Linked DNA regions of Homo sapiens: all the other regions are linked to region 4. A link is a loop called in an ENCODE intact Hi-C map of the cell type or tissue named here. Cell type or tissue: heart left ventricle. All regions are shown on one strand. Links, peaks and the distances in the headings refer to the core of each region. The heading gives the core; the rest is flanking DNA. Region 1 overlaps BCL2 (BCL2 apoptosis regulator). Region 2 overlaps BCL2 (BCL2 apoptosis regulator). Region 3 has its middle 3.3 kb from the start of BCL2. Region 4 overlaps BCL2 (BCL2 apoptosis regulator). Region 5 overlaps BCL2 (BCL2 apoptosis regulator).

The links. A loop is a pair of places that touch in the nucleus more often than their neighbours do. Peaks named below come from ENCODE experiments on the same cell type or tissue, not always from the same donor. Only the 100,000 strongest peaks of a DNase experiment are listed, where the experiment ranks them.
Region 1: a loop joins it to region 4, with 6 times the contacts of the local background. A loop is called at or near these places in 21 of 110 quality-filtered maps.
Region 2: it touches region 4 in a loop (6-fold over the local background); 8 of 110 quality-filtered maps call a loop at or near these places.
Region 3: it touches region 4 in a loop (9-fold over the local background); 103 of 110 quality-filtered maps call a loop at or near these places.
Region 5: it touches region 4 in a loop (2.0-fold over the local background); 23 of 110 quality-filtered maps call a loop at or near these places.

The regions. Positions count from the first base shown.
Region 1 is chr18:63,259,880-63,265,963 of GRCh38, forward strand. The region is part of intron 2 of BCL2 (BCL2 apoptosis regulator); the gene reads right to left. Among named protein-coding and RNA genes, the nearest start is that of BCL2, 57 kb to the right of the region's middle. In heart left ventricle, for the core only: a CTCF peak has its summit at 2,558; no DNase peak of the experiment used is centred there; H3K27ac peaks cover 1,913 bases.
Region 2 is chr18:63,181,396-63,187,479 of GRCh38, forward strand. The region is part of intron 2 of BCL2 (BCL2 apoptosis regulator); the gene reads right to left. Among named protein-coding and RNA genes, the nearest start is that of BCL2, 140 kb to the right of the region's middle. RefSeq lists an enhancer at 609-658. In heart left ventricle, for the core only: no CTCF peak of the experiment used is centred there; no DNase peak of the experiment used is centred there; H3K27ac peaks cover 1,023 bases.
Region 3 is chr18:63,320,034-63,326,117 of GRCh38, forward strand. It overlaps a transcript of BCL2 not described here. Among named protein-coding and RNA genes, the nearest start is that of BCL2, 3.3 kb to the left of the region's middle. RefSeq lists silencers at 1-142, 303-512, 543-612 and an enhancer at 1,504-1,593. In heart left ventricle, for the core only: a CTCF peak has its summit at 3,191 (motif pointing left); no DNase peak of the experiment used is centred there; H3K4me3 peaks cover 42 bases; H3K27ac peaks cover 748 bases.
Region 4 is chr18:63,128,496-63,134,579 of GRCh38, forward strand. It overlaps BCL2 (BCL2 apoptosis regulator), which reads right to left. Exons shown (of 3, transcript NM_000633.3): 3 at 1-264. The coding sequence ends at 130. Among named protein-coding and RNA genes, the nearest start is that of BCL2, 190 kb to the right of the region's middle. In heart left ventricle, for the core only: CTCF peaks have their summits at 2,809 (motif pointing right) and 3,008; no DNase peak of the experiment used is centred there.
Region 5 is chr18:63,246,577-63,252,660 of GRCh38, forward strand. All of the region lies in intron 2 of BCL2 (BCL2 apoptosis regulator), which reads right to left. Among named protein-coding and RNA genes, the nearest start is that of BCL2, 70 kb to the right of the region's middle. In heart left ventricle, for the core only: no CTCF peak of the experiment used is centred there; a DNase peak (open chromatin) is centred at 3,366.

The DNA.
Region 1 (6,084 bases), core at 753-4,752, 130 kb after region 4:
AAGAGAGTGTGGATCCATTTAAGGCTGACTACATTCAATTGCACACATCTGCTTTCTAATTGTCTCAGTTACCATTCTCCACAGCTGGCCTTTTCTCCGTTTTTGCTTTTAAAACATCACCTCTCAACATATTGTGAGGAAGACCAAACCCTTAGACTCAGATGTTCCAGAAACCTGATCTATTAGTTGTGTTTTGAACACGTCTGGCTACTTTTCATCTGCTTTTTTTTTTCTTGGTCACATGAACACTGCTGTAAACAAATTCTGTAGTTTGAGTTATGATATCCATCAGAAAAGCCTAACAACACTGTAGCCTTCACTACAATGCATAAGCATGAAACACCTAATTTTCCTCATTCCATACATACACACACATGCATGCACATGTACACGCACACACACAGCAATGTATCATTTGAAAACGGAGGCATAGTTCCCTAGCAACATAACCAAAAACATGGCAATATCTTTTGGATCTCCAAGTTCTGGATTTATTATGTAAATTGTTTGAGGCTCATGATTGAAGGCTTCAAGATCTCATTTTATCAAAAAAGATCTTAGCAGTTACTAGTCCATAGAACTTTCCCTGACAGCAGGGTACCTCTGCAAGGAGCTGCCCTGTCCATGAGCCAGGCACGCCCTGGTCAGCAGGGGCGGACGATAGCACAGACAGCAAAGGGCCAACCAGGCCAGAACAGTGCCTTAATCCCTAGGAATAAACATAACCCAACTTCTTAAGGGTCAGGTTCGTTACTAATGAGGCTCTGCGTTATGAAACAAACTCACGAGAGAAAGGTGATATCTAGCCAATTGATTTTAAAAATGGAAAAAAAAAAGTGGCCCATGTCTTCTCCTATTCTCCTGGCAGATAACGGGGGTAGATGAAGTGGGAGAAATAAGAGGAACAATAACTCCTTCAAAAAGAAGAAATAAAATGAAAAAGAAAAACAAACATGAGCTGGATCAGGAAAAAAAATAGGGCAAAACAAGCAGAAATGATCTTTAGATAAGAACAGTATTACATAAAACAGCACCCATAATATGTTAAAGCCACTCTGCAGTACAAATCACTTTTCCACAAAGAATTAAAAGAAGAAGAACAAATACAAAAATCAATTAAGGTCCAGGGAAGGGCTCCATTCCTTCTCGAGGGGCTGCTTCTTATCCAAACACTGGCTGATTCATGCAGGTACTGCCAGGCTGCCTCAGAGAGGGTATTTTTTATTTCTGCTTGACTTTGTCCATAGAGTGATTTTCCCATTTTAGTTTGCAAGGAAAGGTTAAGCAGGAGGAGTAGAATGTTATTCCACTTAGAAAAGAATCCAACCCATCCCAGGGCCTCAGGCTCAGTGCTTCCCTTTGGTGAACTAGTTTTCCAAGAGCCGACAACTAGCTGCTTGGTTGTGAGTGACATGAAACACTGCCCTTCCTCTCCTGGAGGAAGAAACCATCAGCATCCTTCCAACTGCTCCCACTGGGAACAAGGCAGATGGAAGAAGACCAGCACGATGCTTGATCCATAGGGAGCACGAACTAGATATTCACTGAAGGAGTAAGGAGCAAGAAATAGATCTCTGACCCAAAGTGATAAAACACCAAAGCCAACTGCTCATTTCATTAGCTGCAAGAGAGCCATGCAGGGCAGCCTTTCCTCCCATAAGACAACTCAGCGTGGAGTTGTTGAATGAATAGGAAAAAGGGAGAGCTTTGAAACTCACATAGAAATAAAAACGGTCTTAGGGGATAAACCATATTTATATTATACTACCTACGCCATTTAAGGAATGTGGTTATACATTTTCTGAAAAATAAAATGTCCTATCCTGTCTTAAAAAACTGAATTTGTATAATATTGGGTTTGCCTAAAGAGTAAAGCACATATACTAATTTTCTTTTTTGTTGTTATTTTTTCTTTTTTTTTTTTTATTTTGAGACAGAATCTCGCTCTGGAGTGCAGTGGCATGATCCCAGGTCACTGCAACCTCTACCTCCCAGGTTCAAGCAATTCTCTTGTCTCAGCTTCCCAAGTAGCTGGGACCAGAGGCTCCTGCCACCATGCCCAGTTAATGTTTGTATTTTTAGTAGAGACAATGTTTCCCCATGTTGGCCAGGCTGGTCTCGAACTCCTGACCTCAAGTGATCTGCCCGCCTCGGCCTCCCAAAGTGCTGGGATTACAGGCATGAGCCACTGCGCCCAGCCAATTTTTTTATATTTTTAGTATAGGTGGGGTTTCACCATGTTGTCCAGGCTGGTCTTGAACTCCTGGCTTCAAGTGATCCACCTGCCTCGGCCTCCCACAGTGCTGGGATTACAGGCGTGAGTCACTGTGCCCAGCCACATATACTAATTTTCTTTGGAGTAAAGGCACAAGTACATTCATTGTACAAGTACAGAATCCAGGAAAATCATCAGAAGAGCTTTGACGTAAAGAGTATTTGTTACCCATCAGTAGTTGGTAGTGTGGCTGATCATCTCCTTGAAATGTGCAAACGTGTGTGGTAAAAGTAAAGAATCGGAGGTAGGGAACTTATACCAGGCTCACAACTCCACCTCCTGTTCAGAGTAAGTGCTGGGTTGCTGACCAAATTAGGTCTTCTTGGACCTCCGGAGCAGCCCTTCTGCATTTCCAGGAAGGAGGTGGACAAGTGGCTATTTTGGTCTGTCTGTCCATCTGGCTTGTTTGTGGCTGGCTAGTTCACCACCCAGCTCATGGTCAGGCTGGAGGATTGGGTACCTTTGCTCCGACCAGTCAGACATCCCACTATGACACAGGCCACTCACTGCAGACTAGAGGGATTCAACAGGAAAGTCCCACGGGGTAAGCAAATACCACCACTACCCAAAGTAAAATTCCAGGCTAGGGGTCAGTGGTGTCCTCATCATAGGAAAAAGGGAAAGTACATCAGAATTTGACAGAGGAACAAGTACCAAACTGCTGTCCCCAAATAAAGAACTTACATCAACAAGGAATATAAAAATGTTATTTAGGACTTCTGTTCTCAGATGTTTAATACAAAGGAGAGATTGTTGTGCCAGGGAACAAAGTGATCCAATATCCACAAAGCCAGAATTCTCCTACTGCACATTTTGTTTCCAAAACACTAAGGAATACAGCAAGATTTCAAGTTGGAGTAAAGAAGCTACTTCTGGAAACAAGAGAGGAGATAACTGAAGACTTTCACAGAGGGGCTGAAATCCTTCCCGGAAAACTGTGCTCATCAGGGAACCTCAGCCTAGGGGGCAGCGAGGGTGGACGGTGAGCTGACCTATCCCCAGACATGTGGAATAGGTATTGGGTGTGCGGGGGGTGCAGTGCAGAATGAAGGCTGGGAGTTGTTAAAGCTACAGAATATTCTAGTAGCATACCACGGGAACTCAGGAACCTCAAACGTTTTTCAAAAATTAACGCTTTGGGCTCAGAGTTTCAGGCAGTCCAGTGTAATTTTACTTCCACTGGGATTGTTGCCAGAAAGAAACAAGCAGTGCTCCTTGACTACAGATTTTTAAAACCTGTTTTGTTACATGCAGGTGTGTGAGATCCTAAGGAGACTTATTTAATTAAGATGGGGGTGAGGGAGCAGGAGGGCTGATGAGTGGCCCTTCTCCCTTGAATGGCCACCACATTGGACTGTATTACAGAACAAAAACCCAAAAGCCCTAACCAGAAAGACAACTCAAGGGTGTCAATCTGTTTCTCCCGTTTCTAGTTCATTACTTTTACTCTTCACTGGAAGCAGTCACATCATTGCATCATCACTCTCTCCTTTACTGGACTGAGCATTTCCAGAGGGTAATGCAATAGGACTGAGGTGATGGGGCTGGGAAACCAGGTCCCCTGGATCTAATCTTGGCTCCACTGTACAATGGGATCAATGTCAAGTTACTCCTCTTCAACTCAGTATCCTCACCCATACAATCGGAATAATGGGGCCTACCTTCTGGACTGCTGCAAATTTTTTTTTTAGACGGAGTTTCACTCTCATCACCCAGGCTGGAGTGCAATAGTGCAATCTCAGCTTACTGCAACCTCTGCTTCCCGGGTTTAAGCGAATCTCATTTTTGTATTTTTAGCAGAGACCGGGTTTCACCATGTTGGCCAGGCTGGTCACGAACGTCTGACCTCAGGTGATCCACCTGCCTTGGCCTCCCAATGTGCTGGGATTACAGGCGTGAGCCACCACGCCCAGCCTGCTGCGAATCTTAAATGGAATAGTATAGTAAAACGCTCAGCATGCAGATGGCCCCGCCTTTGAATCCGCGGACTGCACCTTACCCGTCTTCACATCCTCCTTCATATTTGCTCATAGTAGGGCCTCATATTAAAATTTTTTAAAGAACAACAAAATGTTTTATTTCCTCTAGTTTATTTTTTTCCTGATAACATGCTCCCTGCCTGTGCCCTAAACCCTCTCCCTGGCACTGGACTGGATGCTTCAGATCAGTTGTGATTAACATTTTACACACCCCCTGTAAAACTGGACACTAGCACTCAAGCATTATTTTAATTAACGGCCAGAGAGTGGCAAAATTAAATATGAGATGACCTACCTCAATGCTCCACTGTGTCTCCTACCCCTGGAATTTCAAGGGGCCTTTGTTAAAAGTGAGTGTACAAAGGAAACACAAACAGGCAAAGGAGAGGAGAAGGGAGCAGCAGAGACAGATAAAAGCCAGGAAATCACAGCCCGATTCCCTGCACTGTCTCCAAATTACTGGTGTCTTTGAACAGCTTGCATGATATTAAATATTTTTAAGAAGTTACAATCCATGACAATAAAAACTGTAGTAAATATTAACAGAAACTGACATCGTAGAAATTTTTAAGGGGATCATCCACTAAAGAAATACATGATTTGGAATAATTCCTTCCTGTGTAATCAATGGGAACGAAGAGATAGCCAAGAGATTTGTGGCTCTTCCAGTCAATATGACACCCCAAACCTCTTACTTCTCCTAACTTCTTTGGTCAAAGATATTTACAGGGCACCCATGTGGGGAGTACGCTGTCTCAAGTCCTCTCGGGATGAGGCCTCTGTGGCAAGGGGCTGCAGGGGGCCCAAAGGAAAGAACACGGACTCTCACCGGTGACCCATGGAAAGAAACCAAGTGCCAAGATCTGGAGAGGCGCCAGGGTCCTCAAGGGACTGGGAGAACAGCTGCGTGGCAAGTGGAGAAGCACCTGTGGCACTCCAGGTGGCTCCAGCCAGAACTCCAGGCCTCTCTGTCGCCAATCAAAATAAACAGTGAAGCAATCAAAGTGAGCACTCGAGTCCCATCAGCAGAGCACCACGCTAAGGTCTTGCTGGCAGCAGAGTTTGGGAAGGGGAAGGGCCACAATGGCAAGGGGAAAGCAAAAGAAAGAGAAGAAAGGGCCCTTGTTCTTGTGCAATTATTATTAAACTTGGAGAAAATAACACAATAAAAACAGCTATCAGTAATTTAATACAGGACGATTTCCTATATTGTGGTATGTGATCTTCATAGTCACCTGTAACCCTGGGATATAGATATTACTAACCCATTAAACATTTCATCCAAGATTAAAGAAATAGAGATGAAACCAGGGCAGTTAGGTCAGTCTGACTCCACAGTTGGTTTTCTCAGCGATTACACTCTATCACTTCTTTCTTTGAAACAACCTCACACACCCATGCATGCACATAGAAGAGGATTTTATAATTTAGGCGTGGGGAAGGTCAGTCTTAACTATGACTCAAACCCCAGAGGCTATAAAAGAAAAAAAACTGATAAATCTGATTTCATGAAAATAAAAATTTTCTGCATGGGGAAAAAACACCATCAACAAATGACAAACCAGGGACCTATCTGGAACATAGATCACAGACAAAGGATATATTTCTTTAATATATAGGAAATGCCTATAAATCAATATGAAAAGAGCCAACGAATACTAAATCAGCTAATAAAGAAAATCAAGATAGTTCATAAACACATTAAAAGATGCATAACGACTCATAACAAGAAAAAAGCTGGTTAAAAATACTAGAAGGGTGAACATCAAAACATTTTATTATATAGGCAAGGGTGAGGCTAAGAAGGAAGGGGCAATCTCATAAACTACT
Region 2 (6,084 bases), core at 1,272-5,271, 54 kb after region 4:
CTCTCTCTCTTAGCTTTGCGATTGGGACCTTCACCTGTAGAGAGGATCCCAAGCACTGGCCGTCAGAATCACCCAGGGCGCTTGGGAAAAATGCAGATGCCTGGACCCGTCAGTGAGCCCGGACCTCTGTGTTTCTTTTTAGCTCTCCTAAAACAACATTTCAGAACCACTGCCTTTCAGCACAGCAGAGAGAACGAAGTTATGGGGAGGGTTAACTTGAAATAGAGTTGTGGACTTCTTCTAAGGTCTATCATCATTAAGCTTCCCTTGCAGAATGTCAGACATGTGTCCAACTTCACCATCATCCTATCAAATCCACATGACAACCTGCAAGTACGATTTGACGTCTCTGTTTTGTGGATGAAGAAACAGAAGCTAAGAGACATTCCAGTGAACTCTGGATCTGGAAATCCACGGCTAGGAAGCAGTCTGTCTGATGGGAAGGGCAGATGCATGCAGGTTCCACAGAAGGAGCCCTGCCTCCTCTTCTGAGCCTCTCTTGGTTCCTCACGTCCAAGTGCAGGGTCAGAGATGGGGCAGGCACATCGTCCTTTTGCTGGGGATCTCCAGGCACCTGCTGGGGGGCACCTCCTTACTTCACCACCTCTGGCCAGCCCTTGATTTCTTCCTTCTCCCTGGTTCCAATCTTCTCCCCTTATCTTGCTCTGCCTTCCTCTTTCCTCCTTTCTCTTTTCCCAGAGAGTAGTTAGTCTCAATCTTGCAAACACAGTGAAATCACTTGGAGAGCACTGGGTCTTATCCTTAGGGAGTGTGGCAGAATTGATTTGGGGTGTGGCTTGGACACCAGAACTTTTAAATACTCCAGGCTGATTCTAGTGGACAGCCAAGGTTGGAAGCTGTTCCCTATCCAGAGCTGTCAGCCACAGCCTGCACAATCAGGAGATTCACCTGGACATGCTCAGGCTGAAGAGGGTCTGGCCACCAGCCCACGGTTTGAAACAGAGCCCTGTGAAGAAGGATCAGGTGGTCCCAGTGCCAGTCCAGCCACATCTGTACTGAGAAAACACAGAGCTACCACCAGCTGACCGCATGGAGCGAGGATCCTAACACCTGATGGACAAAATGCGTCCTTGGCTGGCCTCTGCAGAGAAGGGACTGTGGAAAAACATATGCTGCTCCCTTGAGACCGGGGGATGTCCACAGGGTGGGTGACAGGAAGAAGAGAGAGCAGCTACCACAGCCACCCTGCATATTAAACAGCCTGAAACAAGGGGTGGCTGTGCAAACTCCATTCTCCTGCCATAAATTAGACCATAAAACAGGCTTCATTGGCCCATTCTGCAAATCAACTCTGCAGTTTTATTACACACACAAACATGCATACCACATGTAGGACAAAAAAATTTTGCATAGAGTTCTGCTTTGCACTAATCTCTTTAAGGAAATTTTACAGACGGTAAATAAAACCTCATGTCCCTACCTGGGGTATTTGCCTGAAGATAAGAGCAACTCATTGCAAAAGGATTCCTGCTGTAAGACAGACTGTAGCCCATCAGGGGAGAGCAGGATGGAAACAGAGGCTTCCTGAAATACTTGAAGGGTTCTGCAAACTGTTGAAGCCACGGTACTGCCTGGAGCACTCAGCACCGAGCTGGGCATGCCTAGGTCACTGACGAATCTCTGTCAATGCACAAATGAGCAGATGCATGTCACACTGATGGTGGGGCTCAGACCCACCCCTTGCTATGGACAAGGAAGTGCTGGGGAAGGAAAACAAACACAAAACCTTCCACCCGAAGTAAGATCAGCTGGCAGATGAGCGTGCAGAAGGGGTAACAGCAACTCATGGAGGGCAAGCCACCAGAGAGGGCAGGAAATGACCCCTCTGGACACCTCCCTCTTGGCTGTGGGCTAGCAGTGAGGGAGAGAAAGAAGAGGGCAGGTGTCTGCTCCTCTATTGCTCCAGGAGAGGAAAATGCCCCCCACCCCCACCCAGGAGTTGGTGTTGTGGCTCACATCACAGCAGGCTTCATGGAAGTTGAGCTATTATGGCGAAGAGGGTGAGGTGGGGCACAGAGCTGTTTGGGACACAGGACTTGCTCTCCCCATGGGCATGGGACAGCTGTTCCTCATGAGAGACAGCTGCAGATGGGGCCTCCGCGCTTGGCCATCAGCTCAGCTGTGCCCGTGGGTACCTCAGAGGGCCAAAGCAGCCTCTAGATGAGAGAAAATTCAAAGACAACAAGAAGTAAACCAATTCTGAAAAAGGCGACTGAAGACAAGGGCTGGCAATGGCATCATTCCATGTGTGGAAGGAGTTCAGAAGAAAGGAAACACGCCATCGCCTTCTGCATGGGGCGGGGGCGGGGGGCTTAAACAGATGTCTGAGAATTGTATATGGACATCTGTAATCACACAGTTTCCATAGTAAACATTTGCCTGGAGAGAATTCTTTTGCTCTCTTCTTTTTCCCATCTCTTGTGTACATTAAACAGTGCAATTTATGTTAGCAAGAATAACCACACACCTCTCTCACCACCCTTCTTTGAGTGTATCTTAAGGCAGCACTCCATTATGCTGTGGAAGGAGCCTGCATGGGGCCCTGCCCTCAAACATACCATCCCCAGGACCACAGTGGCACAGACGCATGACAGAGCAGAAGAGAAAAAGGCCCCGCAAAGAAACAGAATGGTCCCAATCCTGAAGTGTTTGATTACAACTCAACTGAGTACCTGCAGGAGACAGAGCTACCAATCAGAGCAGGGACTCATCGGCTGCTGGTTGAGAGGCCAACGCTGGCCTTGGCCATGGATAAGGAGCCTTGACCAACTACCTAAGAAGACCTTGGGAATGCACGTGTGGGCTCAGCTTGACACCGACCCACTCTTCTAACTTCCTGTATTCAGATTCTGTGCTCACCAAGCTGCCTCTGCAGCATATCTGGCTTCCTAGGAAAACTTCCCTGCAGAGAGAGCATGGGCTGGCCAGGCAAGCATGAATATTAATCTGAAATATTCTCATTACAGATGAATACACTGGCATTCTTGTTTGAACACCTATATAGTTGGCTTTTAATGGGTGTCAGCCCCTAAGAGATGGATCTGGCCTTTGAGGGATGAACAGATCAGATCTTCAAGCATGCCAGGAGGAAGTCCATAGAGCTCTGCTTTGCACCAATCTCTTTAGGGAAATTTTGCAGACTGTAAATAAAACCTCATATCCCCATCTGGGGCATTTGCCTGAAGATAAGTGCAACTCATTGCAAAAGGATTCCTGCTGTAATACAGACTGTAGCCCATCAGGGGAGAGTAGGATGGAAGCAGAGGCTTCCTGAAATATTTGAAGGCTTCTGTAAACTGTTGAAGCCCCCCGACCATGATGAATTCAGCAAGTAATGCCATCCTTGAAGGCGCCTTGAGGGCCATACTCTTAGTCTTCCCCTGATGACATCCGAGTAAGTTGTTGAAAGTCTTTCTTGGCCACTTCTTGAATTTCTACCCTTCTTCTTGAATGTAGACTGTAGACTCAGAAACGACCCTGAGTTTTCCAGGGTCTGGATGTCTGAATGTGATCAATGTGGCCCCAGAAGCAGTGGGCATCTTGGTTCCACTCCTTAGCGACACTGCCAACTTCACAGCTGATAATCACTCCTGACCTGCTAAATCCTCTGGTCCTGTCCAATTCTGATCCAATCAGACTGAAAGCCAGGCAAGAAAGGCTAACCAGAGGGAGTTATGAGAGATGCTTGCTCTCACAGAACACAGGCTTTGGTTGGGAAGACATAACATATACATGAAATGGTCAAACATATTCAGTGTCACAAATGAAAATACAGCCCACACTGATCAAGAAGTGAGTAGGCCAGAATTGGGTGGCATTAATCTTAAAAGGATTTCTGAAGGAAGTATTTCTATGGAAAAGCAGTGTCGTGATAAAAGGACAGGTCTTCAGGTCAATTCTTTGGGTTCTAACGTCTGACTATTTGTGATTTCACAAAGTATGGTCAAGGCTAGGTGAGTGGGGTAGGAACAAAGTGCTTGACATACAGAGATGCTAAAAAAAGTGTCCTTACAAATATCCCTGCAAGGGAAAGGATGAGAAGAGACAAGAAGAAGAAAATCTGAAGTGTTTCCTTCAGGGCTAGCTGCTTTCCATATGGTATCTCATTTGATTCTCACAGTCACACTGTAAGATGTTTATTATCCTTTGCATCTTACAAAGAAGAAACCAAAGGTCAAGGTTAAGTAACCTATCTAAAGTCATTCTGCTGATCTGTGGCAGAGTCTAGGTAGTAACCCTCACTCTGTGTCAGGCATTATTCTAAATGTTTTATTTGTATTAATTATTTCGGCTTCACAACCCTATGAGGTAGGTACTATCCTTAACCCCACTTACTAAGGAGGAAACTGAGGCACAGAGAGGTTAAGTAACTTGCCCAAAGTCAACACAGCTAGTAAGTAACAGAGCCAGGACTTGAACCCAGGCAATCTGGGTCCTGAGTTTGGAATGCTAACCACTTTACTATCTTTTTCCATTACATATGCCATACTGCCTCTCTTTGAAGAATATTTATGAACAGACAAAACTGTCAAAACAGCTTGGAGCTTTAGGATGAATATTTTAAATATTATAAATCCCTCACTCGTAGGGGAGTGGTTGTTTGATATGGTTTCTGCTGATCACTCAGTAATCTATCCAAGACAGTGATGTGCACAGACTATTTTGGTTTCAGTTAATATATAGCACCATATAAACATTGACTCAACTGGAGAGCCTGAACAATAAATTATCACTAGCTCAAGTGCTAAAATAGCACTTGCTTTTCTCTGTGCCTGAGCATGCTATCTATTTATACTTTGCTTACTTCTGTGGAGTTCAAACTGCTTTATGCACATTTCATCATTGCTGTACTTACATGGATTTATTGTCTTTATTATACACATGTGACTAATGTACCACACAACGCTTAATATTTACTACAGGAATCTCAGTTTTCAACTAGCTTTTTAATCTATGGGTATTACTGACTGCCTTTAATTTATAATTAGTGGAAGTCTGCTAACAATAAAAACCATAGCATTTTACTGTTTATCTTTTAGCTCAATTCATTTTGTACATGATATGACCATTCTTGTTCTTGAGTATGAACCATATATTATTTTCTGGCCTTTCTTTACAATTCCACTTATGGCTGACCTTGAACCAGAATAGGTCTGTGATTTTACTTTCCAAAGTCCAATACATGTATTTTTCTTTTGTTCATGTTGATATCTGCATTGGCACACGTGAATTTCCAAATTTGGTCTTCACCTTTTCAGTTTTCATAGGCAAAAAATAAATTTGGATGATGCAATAGTCAGTAAAGAACTCCAAACAAAGGTTTTCTTGACTAGCTGGAGGATATATGGAAATCCCTAACTGTGGTGTATATAAACTGTAAACCCAAGTTTATACATTGTCAGGAGTTAATAGAACTTAAGATTTAGTAGCATTCTTTAGTACTAGATTCATAAAGAGAAATGAAGAAAGAATTGTCATTTGATGTTTTTGTCCTGACAAATAAAAATAGCCAACTGCTTAGCCCACAGCTGGGGCATTCTGTTTTCTTTTGTCTTCTTTTCATGTGAATATCCATCTTCATTATTGAAAACAGAAACTCCAACCTTAAGCATTTCCCTGTTTTTGCAAAAAGGATATTATATCAACAGTCCCTTTTAAGAACAGGAAGTTATCGTTTCATTCTACACAAGTCCCTACAGTTTTCATCTTGCCCTGGTGTGTCATCTGTCAGTGTGACTTTAGGAAGGTGAGACAGGTATGGCCAGATATGAGAGATTTTTAAAAGTCACAGTGTCAACAATGGTGTTATAAGGGGAGTGTTTAGTAACAGAGCCATTTATTTTAGGAATGTTTTTGTACCCTGGTAATCCTGATATGATAAGGCTTTAACAAGGTCAACTAAGTAACCTGTAGTCAATATCCTCATTCAAGAGAGGTCAGATGCTTGGGGACTCACAGCTGTACAGATGTACTGTGTGCCCTTTTATCTCTCCCTTATGCACATGCCGTTCTCTCTACCTAGATAAGTGGGCACCTCTACCTCTATGATTTCTCTTTCAGGAC
Region 3 (6,084 bases), core at 1,316-5,315, 190 kb after region 4:
TGGCAGCGGCGGCGGCGGCAGCGCGGCGGGGCCACGGAGAGCGGCGGGCGGGAGCGCGGCGGGCGGGCGGGCAGGCGGCGCGGAGGGGCGGGCGCGGGAGGAAGGGGGCGGGAGCGGGGCTGTGGTGCCTGTCCTCTTACTTCATTCTCTGCACAGCCCGACCGGTTTCCTGTGCGTAACGTCACACGGTTCATTCAAAAAAAGAAGAAAGAAAGAGCCCTCCTCTGAGCCACCCGACCGCCCCCTCCGCCCCGCTCCCTGGCCCGGGTTAAAGGCGCCGCGGCAGGCCCGGGAGTGGCGCGTCCCGCCGGGGGCACATGGCGCGCGGGGCCGCGGCCGGGGAGGGCGCGTCCGGGCCGGCCACCCGCCCGCTCCGCTGCGCCCGCGGGGCCCGGCCAGTGGGTGGCGCGGGCGGCACAGGCCTCCCGCGCGGCCGCGGCGCGGTGGGTGTGCGCGGGGCCTTCTGCTCAGGCCTGCGGCAGGCCGCGTGCGGACTTGGTGGTCGCTGGGGTCCGCGACGGGGTGGGGGCTCCCGGGGAACCGCACGCGGCCGGGCCGGGCGGACGACGGAGTGCGGAGGGGGGCGGCTGGCGGGAGGGTGCGCCATGAAAACAAGGGCTGGAAAAGCGCCGGGAACCGCCTGGACCCTTTCTGGCCGTGTGAGTGTGTGTGGAGTGTGTGTGTGTGTGTGTGTGTGTGTGTGTGTCTCGCCTGGACCTTTTCTAGCCGTGTATGTGGGAGTGTGTGTGTCGCCTGGACCCTTTCTAGCCGTGTATGAGAGTGTGTACACGCGCCTACACACACACACGTTGTGTTACCGGCGCTCGGCCGCCGGGGGAAGACCCAGGCCAATGCCGCCCCCCACCGCCCCCAGCAGTGGGACCTCAGCGCTGCCCTGCTGTGAAGACAGGTGACTCTGCACGTTTTAAGCAATGTCTAGGGACGCCCCGAGCGTGGTGTTTACTTTCAAGTAGCTTCCTAGGTGTCCGCGCACTACACACGCACGCGCATCCCCGCCCGTGTCCACCTGAACACCTAGTCCGTGGCCCAGGCCATGCAGAACTCAGCGCTCCAGGGAAGGGGTTTATCAAGGGCTTTACGACAGTTTAAGTCAATGTTTTCCCTCTGTCCCTAACACCTTTTACACTGGTTTAGTGCTACACGATGAGGACTTCCATATAGTAACTTTCAGGCCCACCGTCCTAACGCTGGGGTGGGTGGGCTCCTAAAGGTCTCCACCTTTGCCTCGTAGCCAATCCTAGTTGGCCGCACTTTCTCAAATGAGGTACATAGATACACACATACACATTCACACTCGCAGACGTGTGTACGCGCAAGCAGACAGTTTTAAATTAATCAGCATGAATAGCCCCTAGCAAAAAAGGACAAGAGGACAAACAAGTTGCACGTGTGTATTTTTATCTCCAAGAGTCTTTGACAAAGCACCAAGAAAAGAAAAAGGTCTTCTAGAAGCACAGCGGCTTACTTAATAGGGCTCGAGTGCAAATATATAGGGACACTGGATTATTGGGGTCAAGAAAGATGACAAATGAGTACTACAATGTGTACAAATATGCTATGACTTTTTTTTTTTTTTTGAGACAGAGTCTTGCTCTGTTGTATCTTGGAGGCTGGTGTGCAGTGGTGCGATCTCAGCTCACTGCAACCTCTGCCTCCCAGGCTCAAGCAATTCTGCCTCAGCCTCCTGAGTAGCTGGGATTACACGTGCACGCCACTACGCTCTGCTAATTTTTGTATTTTTAGTAGAGACGGGGTTTCGCCATACTGGCCAGGCTGGTCTCGAACTCCTGACCTCGTTATCCGCCTGCCTCAGCCTCCCAAAGTGCTGGGATTACAGACATGAGCCACTGTGCCCTGCCTGACATCTTTATTTTGTCTCATTCCTACTCTAAAATCAAAACATTCTTTAAAAAGCCAGAAAAGCACACCAAATTATGATTTTTTTAATTTTTACTTAGTTGGCCTTTTTTTTTTTTTTTTAAGAGATGGCTTTTGCTATGTTGCCCAGGCTGGACTCGAACTTCTGGGCTCGAAGGATTCTCCCACCTCAGCCTCATGAATAGCTGGGACTATACGCACTGCCATCTCTCTTGGGTGTTTTTATTTTATTTCTTCATTTATTGTATCCCATCAGCCCAACAAGCCAACTTCTCTCACATAGGAATGGGGGCCTGGGTACAAATTTCTTATCCAGGCAAGAGGGGATGAAAGGAGATCCTCCTTCTTGCCCTTCTGATGGTTGGGACAGAGTCCCTTTTATGCGCGTGGGAGGTGTTTTGGTCTGGATAGACACTGGGTATAGATTGACCTAGAATAAATGTTCTCACATAAATTCATACCAATTGCACAACAGTATGGTTTAGAAATCTTGAAAGCGTATTTTAAAGCCCCAAAATTACCTAAGAGGAATTGAAAGGCTTCAAGCTCCTAATACTCAGCATATGAGTGAGGAAATGATAGGACAAACCTGCAAAAGAAACTGTACTTCTGCAAAGGGGGCAGCCAGAAGGAAACGGATCCCCTACTTCCAGAGAAAGAAAAGCTGACTGATTTTCGTCTTCCTTTGCTCCCACAGAGCCTCACTCTATGGATTTTCCCAGACTGATTCCTTATGTGGCATCTTGGCTATAATCAGTCTTGAGACAGGTCTGTATTGCAGTCTTTGGCTAGGGGTTATATTTTCCCTGGGAATGTTCTAGATACTCTTTCAAATGAAAGAGTGAAACCATTCCTGCGTTCAGATTCCATGTTTATTAGATTCCATTTTAAAGCATAAGGGCAAGTATTCCCAGGAAGTATGTGACATTGACTACTCGTCTTTGGGCAATGCTGAGGTGGGGGAGGGAACACCAGCCTGAGGCAGGAGTAACTGGATTTGAATCCTAGATCTATGCCTGAGACCTTCCAACAACCTTACAAACATATGCACAGTGGACTTTTCACTTTCCAAGATGTTTTCTACTTGTAAGAGCCAATGGATGACCCTTTTGGCAGCTTTACCTGGTTGGATTCTACAAGTAGCGTGGCACCAGGAAGAGAAAAAAAACAAGATGCAGGGAATGGAGATTGTATCAAGAGTCTGAATGGCCTGTGTTTTCTTTCCGTCTTCATTCCCCAGGCCACCAAACAAAAAGCTTTTGATTGCCAGTTTTCGCCACCTGCTGGTTGTTTCACAGCGTTACTCTCTTCATCCATCCAAGAAAGTTCTTTCATCCATCATCAATATAAATATTCTCCAAGTTTATGAAATTCAAAAGGTACATTATTCTAACATGAACATACTAATGTTTAATATAGGTATGTATCGGCCAGGTGTGGTTGCTCATGCCTGTAATCTCAGCACTTTGGGAGGCTGCGGTGGGTGTATTGCTTGAGGCCAAGAGTTTGAGACCAGCCTGCACAACATGACAAAACTCTATCTCCACAAAAAATACAAAAATTAGCGGGGCATGGTGGTGTGTGCCTGTAGTCCCATCTACTCTGAAGGCTGAGATAGGACGATCACTTGAGCCCAGGAGGTGGAGGCTGTAGTGAGCTGTGATCACACCACTGCACTGCAGCCTGGGTGACAGACTGATACCCTGTCTCAAAAAAAAAAAGAAAAGAAAAGAAAAAAAAAATCATGTGTGTGTATCAAATCTTCCCAGCTAGTAAACTTTTTATTGAAAATGTGGGTAGAATGAGACTATTAACTGAGGATATTGATAACTAATAGGTCAGATGGAAGAGTAAACCATGGCCCCAACCTGAAATGGAAATTAATCCATAAATAAAATGAGCTGACTAGAGAGAATAAAAACAAGTAGTCCATATAGTTTGCATAAAAGAAAAATGAGGCCGAGCGCAGTGGCTCACGGCTGTAATCCCAGCACTTTGGGAGGCAGAGGTGGGCAGATCACCTGAGGTCAGGAATTCAAGACCAGGCTGACCAATATGGTGGAACCCCGTCTCTACTAAAAATACAAAAATTAGCCAGGCGTGGTGGCGGGGACCTGTAGTCCCAGCTACTCAGGAGGCTGAAACAGGAGAATTGCTTGAACCCGGGAGGCAGAGATTGCAGTGAGCCAAGATCATGCCACTGCACTCCAGCATGGGTGAGAGAGTGAGACTCCATCTCAAAAAAAAGAAAGAAAGAAAGAAAGAAAGAAAACTGCTTAAAAAATAACTTCTCAGCCGGGTGCAGTGGCTCATGCCTGTAATCCCAGCACTTTGGGAGGCCGAGGTGGATGGATCACGAGGTCAGGAGATCGAGACCATCCTGGCCAACATGGTGAAACCCTGTCTTTACTAAAACTACAAAAATTAGCTGGGCATGGTGGCAAGTGCCTGTAATCCCAGCTACTCGAGAGGCTAGGCAGGAGAATCACTTGAACCAGGAAGTCAGAGGTTGCAGGGAGCCAAGATCGCGCCACTGCACTCCAGCCTGGAAACAGAGCAAGACTCTGTCTCACAAAAATAATAATAATAATAATAATAATAATAATAATAATAACTTCTCATAGGCTTAGATTAGCAATCCAAAATGCCAGTTTCCAATTTCAAGAATCTTATACATTATAAATTTGTGTGGTAGGTAGTGCCATGCTCTTTCAAATGGTTTGCATACATTGCCAGCAAGCATTATATAAGCCCCAGTCATGCTTTTTTTTTTTCCCAATCACTTTTGCTTCAGAGCCTGTCTTCTGCCTTAAGTGATCACATCCAAGTCATCCACTCTGTGCCTGAAAGTCATTCTTGTCATAACCAGGAAACTCTCTTGGTTTCTAAGTTAAGCCTTGGTTTAACTTAGAAATCCACCTAACTTAACTCACCTAACTTAAGTGGAACCTAAACCTAAAAACAAGACAAAAAAAATCGGAATAATTAAGCAATAATATTTGAAGCTAGGCAATGAGCTACAAATAAATCATTCTGCTGTACAAGTTTAATAGTGGGCAAATAATATTTACTTTTGGTTTACAATGGAAAGCATAGCAAATTAACTTGTGATTTTTTTTTCCATTTCTAATCAATAACTTGGTGTTTAAAGTGAAATAAGCTAAGGGTAGGAACTTGTCCATTTTTCAGATGCCTACTGCTCTCGTTGGACTGAAACTGCAGTGATAGAACCAAACAAGGTATAATACCATAGTACCGGGAGGGCTGGGTGAATAATTTACATTCTTACGTGTAATAACTAACTTTTATTCTCTTATGCTATTTAGCACACAGCACGTCTCCAAGGTATTAATTGATAGTGAACACAATTCTAAACTTTAAGGTTAATATGTTTCCTAGAACTGCCATGACAAAATACCACAAATTAGGTAGCGTAAAACAACAGAAATTTATTCTCTCACAGCTCTGTGGGCTGGAAGTCAAAAAGCAAGGCGAAAGCAGGCCCACGCTTTCTCTGAAGCTCGGGTACAGTCTGTTCTTGCCTCTCCCTAGCTTCTGGTGGTGGCCGGCAATCCTTAATGTTCCTTGCCTTGCAGCCTAATCACTCCAGTCTCTGCTTCCGCCATGACCTGTGGGGTTCTGTTTTCTCCCATTCTTCTGAGGTCTCCAGTCATAATACTGGATTCAGGCCCATCACAGTCACCTCATCTTAACTTGATCGCATCTGTACAGACCTTATTTCCAAATAAGGTCATATTCACAGGTGCTGGGGACTGAATTTAAATATGTTTTGGGGTGACACAATTCAATCCATCACAATATGTATCTAATATGACATTTTTAAAACTAATGAGGATCATTGACCCCAAGGCCTAAAGACTCAGCAATATTAGAACTGAGTTTCAAGGGCTACCGTGACCTCTCTAAAGCTAAAATCTGGCTATTTCATATTTCCACTCAAAGTTCTTGAAAACCTAAAAATCTTAACTCTTCACATGGCATGATCTGGCCCAATCCTTTGCCACCCCCCTCCCTACCCCTCATCTCTTCCTTTTCCCTTCTTGCAACTATATCCACTTTTTGTGGTTTCTGGAATATGCCAAGGTCTCTCACGTCTTTCGCTTTTGCACATCTGCCGGTCTCCCTGAATGGTACCCAGCTTTTTCACCTGACAAATTCATTTCT
Region 4 (6,084 bases), core at 642-4,641:
GTTTATATGTGTGTTATTTTTTCTTAAACAGCCTGCAGCTTTGTTTCATGGTACATCACTGACAATGCATATTATTTCTACTGCTTTAGTGAACCTTTTGCATATTTGTTTGGGGCAGGCATGTTGACTTCACTTGTGGCCCAGATAGGCACCCAGGGTGATGCAAGCTCCCACCAGGGCCAAACTGAGCAGAGTCTTCAGAGACAGCCAGGAGAAATCAAACAGAGGCCGCATGCTGGGGCCGTACAGTTCCACAAAGGCATCCTGCAGTTGGGGGAGAGGAGGGAAGAAAAAGAAAGAGTATTAGAGAGAGAGCAGAGAATGCCACCCCACAGAGAAAGAGGCATCCTGCCAGGGCAGCCTGGGCACCTTCAGAAGGGTGAGAGGGGAAAAGGCAAATGCTCTTTGGAGGCCATGATTCAGAAACCACTGTTTTCATTAATTCAAGGCATATTTATTGAGACCCTCTTTACGTGCCAGCCATCTTAGAGATACAGCAGTGCATAAAATAGACTAAAAGTTCCTACTTCACGAAGCTTCCATTGAGTGGAACAGTATAGACAGCAATCAATATAAATTATCACATGGTGTAGGAGAGAGTGCTAAGGGCCGAGGAGAAAAACAGCAGAGGCAGTTAGAAAATATTAGAGGTTTTGCAATTTTAGCTAGCATGCCCATCCATAAAAGTAATAAAATCTAGCAATGATGATGACCGTCACACTCCTCGATTGAGTGTTGACATCTTATCAAATGTCTGACATGCATTATTTTAGTCTTTGTACCAAACTTTTTCTTTCTTTTTTTTTTTTTAGAGACAAGAGTCTTGCTCTGTTGCCCAGGCTGCAGTGCAGTGGTGCAATCATGACCCACTGCAGCCTCGAACTGTTGGACTCAAGAGTGATCCTCCTGCCTCCGCCTCCTGAGTACCTAGGATTACCATGCTTGGCTAATTTTTAAATTTTTTGTAGAGATAGGGTCTTACTATACTTTCCAGGCTGGTCTTGAACTCCTGGGCTCAAGTGAGTCTCCTGCCTCAGCCTCCCAAAGTTCTGGGATTAAAGGCATGCGCTTTCTCATCCAGCTAATTCTTTGTACCAATCTTATGAAGTTATTTTATTTGTTTCTGTTCTGAAGATGAAAAAGCTGAGAATCGCAGGGAATAAGAGACTTTTTAACAAGTGGCAGAGCCAGGCTTTGAACCCAGATAGAAACCAGCACCCTTCTCTCTGCTGATGCCCTGGCGTGGCTAACGGCAGCTCTATGAGAGCATTTGGTCAGTCAAGGGCTCAGTCAGTGGAGGGGCCAAGGGCGGCCTTGACTGGTGCAGTGCCAACCTCTAAGGTCAAGGTTCTCCTGGGGAAAGGGAGCTGTCAGGGGGTTTCTCTTGGGGGTGGCTAGACTGGACGACCACAACTCTGCATTTACTCAAATTGTGGATCTCACAAGGCAGGAGATCAGGGGTGTGTCACTGGATGTGCAGGTCCCTGAGAGACAAAAAGTGTCTCCCTTCCATTCCTATCTCTCCATCTCAAGTCGGGTCTGTAGTGTGTTGTAGCAAAGTCTACCCTCTGGATGGGCTTGGATTGAGCAAATCACCAATTGCTCATTTCCTAGATTTTGGGGAGATTATGTTTCACATTTGGGTCCAATGAGTATTTGGACAACTTTCTGAATGAATATTTGAATATATAAATCAGTAAATGAATTCTTTTTACTTCTGATTTATTCAGGATGAAGAAGAAAACAAGAATAGTTTCACATTATTCCCAACAACCCTGACTCAAAGCACACAGTTTTATTACAGGAAACAGTAACATACCATGACCCTGGACATCGCTGTTGGGAGGGGCTCCAACAGTGCACAGAGGGGTTCCCTTTCTCTGGGGCAAGGGCTGTAGCAGTGGGACCAGGGATTCTCTTTGTCTCCCTCATGCTGGGCATGGTTGTGGTGCACTATAGGTGCGTAGTAAATGTTTGTTCACTTAAGCTTTCTGAATACAATCATTGGTCTTTGGCTTAATGCTTTACCCAAATGCTTATGAATCTGTTTGAAATTACTCCTTCTATATGTAACAGCCTCTGAGAATCCTGAGGTAGTCTTGATGAGGATTTAAAGCATTGTTAGGGTAACTTTCCACATTATTAAATATAGATTTATACAATTATTTTCATGATATATAAAATGTGCCATACTTTAAAAAATTCATGTTTATAGTGTTTAAAACTTTTGCTATTATAAACAATATCATGATATATTTTTGTATATAAATTCTTGTCTATTTGTTCAGTTGCTTTTTTGAAACAAACTCCTAGAAGTGACCTCAGTTAACCAGTCATCAATATTGCTTCCAGACATCATGAAGGGCTTGCCTTGAGCCATCCTCACATTCTCATGGATTGCCCTCCAACCAATGCCACCTTTTACAAAAGGCAGGCAAGAATTTAGGGCGAGGGTCACACTGAGAGTGATCCTGTCCCCCAGGGGACATTTGGCAATGTTTGGAAGCATTTTTAGTGGTCATGATTTGGGGTGAGGGTGCTACTGGTATCTAGTGGGCAGAGGCCGCGGATGCTGTTCAACATCCCACAATGCACAGGGCAGCCCCCCAATGCTAACAGGGCCGAGGCTGAGAAACTCTGGTTTATAAGATGCTCTGTAATCACAGACCATAGAAGAACAGATGACCCATCCTGTGTGTCAACAGCATTGGTCAAATCAGCACAATCAGCTAGCCCAGACCAGCGACTGCTAACCCAGTGGGCCTTCTGCATCTTTGGAGGTCCTTGGTTAACTTTTACCAGGAGAGGGCGCAAGGGCTTTCTTCTTCTTTTTAAATATCTATTGTTAAACATTTCTAAATTTCAGTGTTAGAAAAGCGAGGCAATAGACGTACATAAAATGTGTGTTTAGTGCTCTTAGCACAGAGCTAAGGCACAATCATGATTGTCTGCCAAGATGCACACCCCTCTCCATATAAGCAGGGATCAGTGGGGCAGGAAGGAGTCAGGACTTCTCCACAAGCCAGAACTCTGCCTCTTCCAGGGAGCAACCCAAGACATCACAGACACGGCTGCAAATGTCAACTAGTCCTCCCATCCATGCTTCTCTCTCTGAGGGATGGGTAGGCTGAAACCCCCAATAGCCCAGCCAAAAGACACCCCAAATTTGTCAGGGCACTGGCAATAGGTTGTCTGCAATTTGGCTTGACATTGAGAAGGTCAGTGGCCGGGCTCTGAATCCCTTTAGTAATCAACAGAGTTTTGTGTGGCAAAATCTGAACCAGACTAAGCCCCTGATCATTTGTCCTGTCTGGACCTGAAGCCATCCTGGGAAACCGGAGGATGCAGGGACATACTCCAGCTGGCATTTTCTCCCAGTTGGTCTGGCACACAGTGCTGGAGAGCAGAAGAAATGCTGTCCCAAATATCCCCACCTCCTCAGAGCTGGAATAATTCCCTCTCACCACCCTCACCCCCACACAAATAACAGTGCTTCTCATGAACCTAACAGGCCATTTCTGATATGCATTACGTAGAACAATGTCATTTCTAGAGTGAGATGAGCTAAACTAGCAGCTCTTGGCCCAAAGCCTCAGCATAGAGATGCTGTTGCCATCCCAGGGGGCTGAGAAGGGCATGGGACTTGGAGGAGGAGTGTGGGTGAACCCTGGCTTTGATATTTTATTAGTTTATAACCTTCAGCAGATAACCCAGCCCCGAGCCTCATTTACTTCATCCATAGCCATAAAATTCATTATTGTGAAGATTAACGTAGGTCACTCAAAGCCATTTGTAAATTGGATACAGAAAGTGAGCTCGTGGCAGAACAAACACCTTGCTCTTGTCTGTCCTCTTGCAGACCTGCTCCGCACCTACTCAACCTGCCCTTCCCCCAAGAAGTTCTGCTGAGCCTGCCGTTTTGCAGAAGCAATTTCCTCTCTTAGCTTTCTGATCTGAGGATAGTCCGTAATTTCTATAGGAATTATGAATTAAAATGTATACATCCCGTGTTCTGGTCAAAGATGGGAAGTGATAATACAATGCCTACCTATCTGTCCTTCTTTACACATTATTAGAGTGTAGGGCTAGAGGGCAAGTCATTTAACCCCCTGGAGGTTGGAGCTGGCCTCTAAACTTTGCCCTTCTACAATTCCAAAGTGCAAAGGAGACCCTGCGGCTTCGGGACTAAAATGACCTGAAAGCTTCTTTCGTAGAAAGTCTTCCTGATTTTTCAAACATCCTGATTGGGGCGATTTCCGAAGTCTGTTTGAACAGTCTGTCATTATTTGTTTGAGTTTGAAAGCTGTTTTAAATAAACACATGCTCATTTTATGTATTAAAAGCAACAAAGAGGGAAAAAGAAAACCTGGGTCGTCATGTGATTCGGACAAAATCCCAGTCTATATATTTAGGAAGCTCTGTGTCCCTTGCTCATGTCAGGACTGGCAAGGGCTTACCCGACTTCACGGATCACAGGTTCACACGGAAAGGCTGGCACCGGCTCCTCCTATGAGGAGGAGATGGGCAGGGCCTCAGCTCTGGTGGCTCTGTCCACAGTGGCTTCCCCATAAATTTCCAATTCAGAGGCCACAGAGGATCTGAGTTCCACCCAGGGCTGGCCCAAGGGGACAGGATGGCTAAACTCCCAGCCGCAGCCTTGCTGCAGGTTTGGAACCAGGCCAGGTAGGTGTGGACGGGAACAGACCAGGGTCAAGACTCCTAAACTCAGCAAAGGTGTCCTCACCCCTCCGGGCCATGGAGCACTCCCACCTGGGAGGCAGCCATCCTCCAACATTTTCCTTTTCCGTTCAGAACCTTCAAGAATTTTTTTTTTTTTTTTTTTTTGAGATGGAGCCACTGTCACTCAGGCTGGAGTGCAGTGGCTCCCAGGTTCAAGCAATTCTTCTGCCTCAGCCTCCCGTGTAACTGGGACTACAGGTACCCTCTACTACGCCCGGCTAATTTTTGTATTTTTAGTAGAGAAAGGGTTTCATGTTGGCCAGGCTGGATTCAAACTCCTGGCCTCAAGTGATCCTCCCACCTTGGCCTCCCAAAGTGCTGGGATTACAGGCATGAGCCACCACCCCTGGTCCACTTCGAGAAATTTCACGTAAACCTAAAATGAGAATTTTTTTTAAAAAAGGTCAGATTGTCAAGAATGGAAGAGAAGGTTAATTCTAAGTGCTGAAAAGAATGGCATGCGGTTGGGGATATGGGCGGGGGTCCCAAAATAACCCTTATGCCCAGGTAAAGGTAAACATGGAGACCTTTTGAATTTGGTAATGCATATCAAAAGGCTTTTAAAAAGCTTTTGTTAGTAATTTCACTTCCAGTTATTTATTTTGGAAAAATAATAAAGTGCACAGATTATGTATAATAGCATAAACCTGGAAACAAATGTCTGAAAATAGATGACTGACAGCGCGTCCACATGATGGAGTGCTGTTCAGCATTAAAAGTCATACCCTATAGTTATTGGCAAGAAATTGTGTTCCTAAGGTCATATTGAGTAAAGCAGGACAAAACGGTCAGCAAAACACGATTCCACTTCTGTAAAAACCTAACATATACATGTGCGCGTTTACAAACAGAAAAAAATAATATAAAGGAAAACGCAAAGATGTTAACAGTGATTATCGTTGAAGGCAGAAGTAGGCATGAGGACATGGCATTTAAGAGGCTATTCTGATTTTTTTCCTTAGCTGTCTTTTCTAATTCAATACAAACATGTATATTACTATTTATGAAATATATTTCAATATATACTACATAGAATAATGTTACATTCTAAGTGCTTACTTAATCTGAAAAAAATCCAGACTCCATAATTTGACAGACAAAAATGCTGGGAGATGATGTCTAGTAGTGGGGAGACATGGGCTCCCAGGCAGCAGCCATGACCTAGAACCATGCAACAGGCCCCCGGTTAAGTGAGGGCCTCCTTAGACCCTGGCCCAGAAGAACTCTCATGAGCTCTGCCCCTCAGACCAATGCCTGCAATAAGAGGTTCAGGCCCCGAGCTCAGTGTGTGTTCTCAGCTCTCTATATACTGGGGAAATTTAATATGGCTTGGCTGGCTATAAG
Region 5 (6,084 bases), core at 1,384-5,383, 120 kb after region 4:
CAATTACATCCTACCCGCTCCCTCCCATGACATGTGGGAATTGTGGGAGCTACGATCCAAGATGAAATTTGGGTGGGGACACAGCCAAACCATATCACCATCCTCCCCAGTTACACCCTACGTTATCCATTTTGTTGTCTGCCACGTTCTTATTTTTCGGTTTTACTTATTGCCCATGTGGCACCATGAGAATTGTGTCCCTTTGCTCACACTGTGTCCCCAGCACCTAGGACAGTGTGTTATTTGTTGACTGAAAGACTGAAGAAATGAATGAAACATTCCTAAAGCCATGGCCCATTCTTAGACAATGGTGATTGTCAAACATGCAGATCATTATTAAATAGCCTCAATTAATGATCATCTAGGTTAGTTTATGTAGGTAATGATCATTTTTATGTTTGGCTACGAGAATAAACAAGACAAATTTGAGTGATGTCTTCAACACTAGCAGCTGAGCTCAAGTGCTATGGGGAATCCCAATGAAAAGCCATGATTCCTATTGAATTTTCTGACCGGGCTAGAAAGAGATCAGTAGGCAGGTAGATAGATGGGGAGATAGGAATGAACATATACTCAAGTACACATACACACGCACATTTTCTCATCTTTGAAGATGCAACAGGATTTTTTTTTTTTTTTTGAGACGAAGTTTTATTCTGTTGCTCAGGCTGGAGTGCAATGATGCAATCTCGGCTCACTGCAACCTCCCCCTCCCAAGTTCAAGCAATTCTCCTGCCTAAGCCTCCCGAGTAGCTGGGATTATAGGCGCCCGCCACCACCCCCAGCTAATTTTGTATTTTTAGTAGAGATGGGGTTTTGCCATGTTGACCAGGCTGGTCTTGAACTCCTGATCTCAGGTGATCTGCCCACCTTGACCTCCCAAAGTGCTGGCATTACAAGTGTGAGCCACCGCGCCCGGCCACAATAGGATCTTGGTACTTCCTTTATCCTTGCAAGTCAACCTGCAAAGAATGGAAATCTTCTACTAGGGGAAGAACCAGAAAAACATCAGGGAGATAGGTTTTCTGGGCATAGGTAGGCAGAGCACTAGGGAGAAGGAGTTCCCTGTTGCGGCTGGTGGAGAGCGTCCTGAATGGTGTCATCACCTCCACTGTCTGGACTCACAAGGTCATGAGAGGTCAGGAGTGAGGGATGCCCTGTCACCAAGCCACCATTCCAGTGCCAAGCTGGCCTCCCCATCACGTCACATCAATGTTTAAAAGAGGAGAGGCTTCAGATAATCTACCATGCCCAAGATGTCGTAAGAAAACTTAGAGGGTTATGTTTATAGACATAGTGAAATATATTTTTTTAATTACTAACCTTACATGCATCTGCTTTAGCAAGGAAAAAAAAATTCCCCCAAAAGACTCCTTCAAAATCATGGGAATAAGAAACAAAGAGGCCAATGACCCCATAACTTTAAAAGCATACATGGTGCCAAGCAGCCCAAAAGTTAGCCTTCTGATACCAGAGTCAGCATGTGCTGACTGACTCCCCTTCATTTCACGCTTCTCTTAAAAGAAAACAGGCTGGATTGTTTCAGTAAATAACAAAAGGTCAGAGAAACGCTACTCACAACATGAGCAAAATAACTGCTCAATCTGCCAAAATGTTTCCAAAGGCCTAACAGGCAGAAAAATCCAGTGGTGAAATAATCCACGGATCTGACCGGTGAGAAAAGGTCCTTCCCAGTAAAATCTGCCATCAGGCCTCTGGCTCATCTTTCATCAATGAGAAATAAAAACAAACTACGTCGTCAGGTTCTGCCAACATTGAGATGCCATGTCCTTCACAGTAAAGCAAGGTTGTCTACTACATAGTTTTTAGACTTCTCGCCTTAGATTATATTTTGACTTTAAGGCCAAGTGTAGAAATGGTGGTCAAATAACTATGTACTCAAAAACGAAGTCCAAAGAGTCCATTTTGTAAAATCTTCTCCTGAATGAAACTTCCCATTGGTTTAGCTCCTACGTTCATTTTATCTGCAGAATTTCTCCGTGGTGAACTGGATGCTAATACCATTATAAGAGCTTCATAGAGAGACAGAGAATAAGCACATCCGAGAGAGAAATCAGGACTTTGCACCCTGGGGATACTGCCTCAACTGAATCTGCATCAGTAATTCGGTGGGATATTGTCTCCCCCAAGGCATCCCTGCTATTAGCCATGTAGACAATGCCACCACTAATGGCTTATTGCCAGCCTTGTTGCAGAGGTGGGATCTTATCCATTTCCGCCCTCCACAGGATCTTGCGAGGTCAGTGCTCAGCACATTCACTGGGTTGAGTCAATGCCCCTATATTGTACCTCATTCTTGGTTTAAAACCATAGAGCAGCACTTCACAGAGTATTTTCCATGAAATACTGGTCCTGTAAGATGCTACTTGGGTGCAACATAATTCTGATTCCATGAAGAAATAAGCTTTAGAAATGCTTCCTACTATGACTACATTCCCCAATTTCAGAATCATCATGCATATGGGCATATTAAAGAATCAGAGAAGTCCTGCAGGAAAGAAACCTGGTGAAGTTAGCATTTCCCAAATGCTTTTCAGAAACCTTTTTTCAATTAACATCTATTCCCATCCTCAGCAACTAGTGTTTTGGAGAGGGCATCCTGGGGAACATTACCTCAAAATAGTTTCCAATTCATGTCTAATCACATTTAATGTGTCACTAAGTCCAATTGGTTCTTCCTTCACCATATAAGATTGTGATCAGTCCTGTCCATTTAACACCCTACTGTTAATCTCCTAGTCTCAACTTAATGCTTCATAGTATCATAGCATCACAGAAGGATAGATCTGGAAGTGCTTTAGAAATAATCATAAAGTAAAGGTCAACTGGCCAAGTGTGGTGGCTCACACCTGTAATCCCAGCACTCTGGGAGGCCGAGGTGGGTGGATCACTTGAGGTCAGGAATTCAAGACCAGCCTGGCCAACATGGTGAAACCCAGTCTCTACTAAAAATGCCAAAAAAATTAGCTGGGCATGGTGGTGCGTGACTGTAGCTCCAGCTACTCGGGAGGCTGAGGCAGGAGAATCGCTTGAACCCAGGAGGCGGAAGTTGCAGTGAGCTGAGATTGCACCACTGCACTCCAGCCTGGGTGACAGAGTAAGACTCCGCCTCAAAAAAAAAAAAAAAAAAAAAAAGGCAAGCTCTGAATTTAACAGAGGAGTTAACCAAGACCCCCAGGGTGAAGGGACATGCCTAAGATGTCACAACATGACACGTTTGACTCACTAAAAAAAATGGTAGTTTCAGGCACCACTCTCTTCCTCCCCGTCTACTTGGTGAACAGGAATTAGAGGAGCAGGCCCCCAGTGTGGAAGGAAAGGGAAGCCAGTGCTGTGGAGTACCCACCGAATGCCGCACCGCACACTTGCACATACATCCTCTCACTTCAACTCAGCAAGAACTCTGCAGGGCGGGTATTTTACAGACCAGGAAGCCCAAGACCACACAGTAAGCAAGTAGCTGTGCCAGGATCTGAGCCAAGAACAGTTTGACTCCAAAACATATACTCCTGCTAGTGTATTATACTCTCTCTCGACAAGGAGGCCCTCAATAAAAGCACACTGAATCACATAGTAAACTAGGAACTGCACATCTGAAGTTGGTGGCTGCAACTACTACCGCTACTGCAAAGGAGAACATATAGTGAGTCTTTGGTTTTCCATCAAAATAGCCTATCATTTGTGAATGTAGGAAAGAGTGAATTTTTACCATTCATGAAAAATGAATTAAGTTAATGAAGTCATAAACACTAATTGAGAGTATTACTGAATACACAAATAATATACCTGCAAACTTTTACAGGACCATTTAATGTTAGGGCTTGTTGGCTTCTCCTGTCAAGTCATTTTTGATGGTTGGTTATTTTTCATGAAATCTACAATGGGCACAAGCCCAGTTAATATGATGACGATGATGATGGTTTATTTTCATTGTATACACAAAAGCATATACTATTCAAAGCCGTTGGAGTCTTAATGGAGAATGGAAACTTTCTCCAGGGATAGACAATTGATAAACTCTAGGAGTACCCTTTTTCATATTCATCTTTCCATATTTGCATCTTTTGAGGTACTTGGAATACTGTTAAGTGATTTTTCTTCCCACTTACTAGGGATTTGCTGTCTTTTGAAGAATTTCTGAAACAAACATGTGGTCCATAAGTCCAAGTAAAATATTTTAAAAACAACAACAAACCAATAAACAGCAAATAATAATGGTCACAAATCCATGAATAATCAAATTTAATAAAATATTGACATGCAAGGATTTTTATTGCTTATTACAATCACTAACATGCAACCCAGCTTATGGATACCACGGAGTTCCAATATTGGTGGGTGGGGACATTTTTAATTTTAGTATTTAAAAGTTGTAGGGGAGAGAGAAATGGCTTTCCTCCACCGCTCTGGGTTTCTTGGCTGGGTTATGAATTGACGTAAGACAAATTAACAGAAAGAAACCCCATATTTAATAATGTAGGTGCACATGGGAGTCCCACAAAATATGAGACTTGAAGAAGGGTCACACGGTTGAAACTCATTTAGCATCCTGAGCTATGGAACGGAATAGGGGCTTGGGGCTTCTGGGGGTGGTGGGGACACAAGCTGTGCGTTGATGAGGGGAGGCTCTGTATGGTGGGTCAAGTGTGTCTTATTATGCAGAGAAAGTCTCTCAGGTACTAGAAATTATATTGGAACAGTCCTTGGAAAAGGAGATGATAGTCTGGGGTGGCATGTCCTGAGCCCCTACAAAGTCAACCATGACTGTGTAACCTTAAGAAAAAGAGTGACTACCCAGCACTTTGGGAGGCCGAGGCAGGCGGATCACCAGGTCAGGAGATCGAGACCATCCCGGCTAACACGGTGAAACCCCGTCTCTACTAAAAAATACAAAAAAATTAGCCAGGCGTGGTGGCGGGCGCCTGTAGTCCCAGCTACTGAGGAGGCTGAGGCAGGAGAATGGCGTGAACCCGGGAGGCGGAGCTTGCAGTGAGCCGAGATCCCGCCACTGCACTCCAGCCTGGGTGACAGAGCAAGACTCTGTCTCAAAAAAAAAAAGAAAGAAAGAAAAGAAAAAGAGTGACTGACACTAAGGAAGGTTTTTTTTTCTTTTTTTTTTTGACGTAGTTTCTCTCTTGTTGCCCAGGCTGGAGTGCAATGGCGTGATCTCGTCTCACTACAAACTCCACCTTCCGGGTTCAAGCGATTCTCCTGCCTCAGCCTCCCAAGTAGCTGGGATTACAAGCACCTGCCACCACGCCCAGCTAATTTTTGTATTTTTAGTAGAGATGGGGTTTCACCATGTTGGTCAGGCTGGTCTCAAACTCCTAACCTCAGGTGATCTACCCATGTCGACCTCCCAAAGTGCTGGGATTACAGGCGTGAGCCACTGTGCCCAGCCCAAAGAAGGTATTTTATATCTGATTGTCAAGACATTTTTATTCAATCTTAAGTACTGAACTTTAGCATTAAAGTATGCAAAGAAGCCACAAGGATAGAATTATGTCTCTACCAATCTTTTAGTCCTCAAATATAAGTAATCCTAATATTCTTAATATCTTAAAAAAGACACCAATGAGATCTTCATTCACAAAGATTATTAGATATAGTGAAGTAAATATTTACAAGGAAACAAAACCTGTTAAAACTTTAACATTCGTGTCACATCTTACTGACAGAAAATTTGCTTTTGAAAGCCAATTTTGAGTTTTATTTCCTCACTTTCTTTGAGTTTTATTTCCTCACTTTCTGCATATGTCCTCATATCTTAGTGGGAGAGCTCTTACCAAAAAATAGTATTTTACTTCCTTCCATACCTATTGATACGGTTTGGCTGTGTCCCCACCCAAATCTCATCTTGAGTTGTAACTCCCACAATTCCCACATGCTGTGGGAGGAACCCGGTGGGAGGCAATTGAATTATGGTGGTAGGTCTTTCTGCACTGTTCTCATGATAATGAATGAGTCTCACAAGATGTGATGGTTTTAAAAATGGGAGTTCCCTGCACAAGCTCTCTTTGCCTGCCACCATCCATGTAAGATGTGACTTGATCCTCTCCTCTT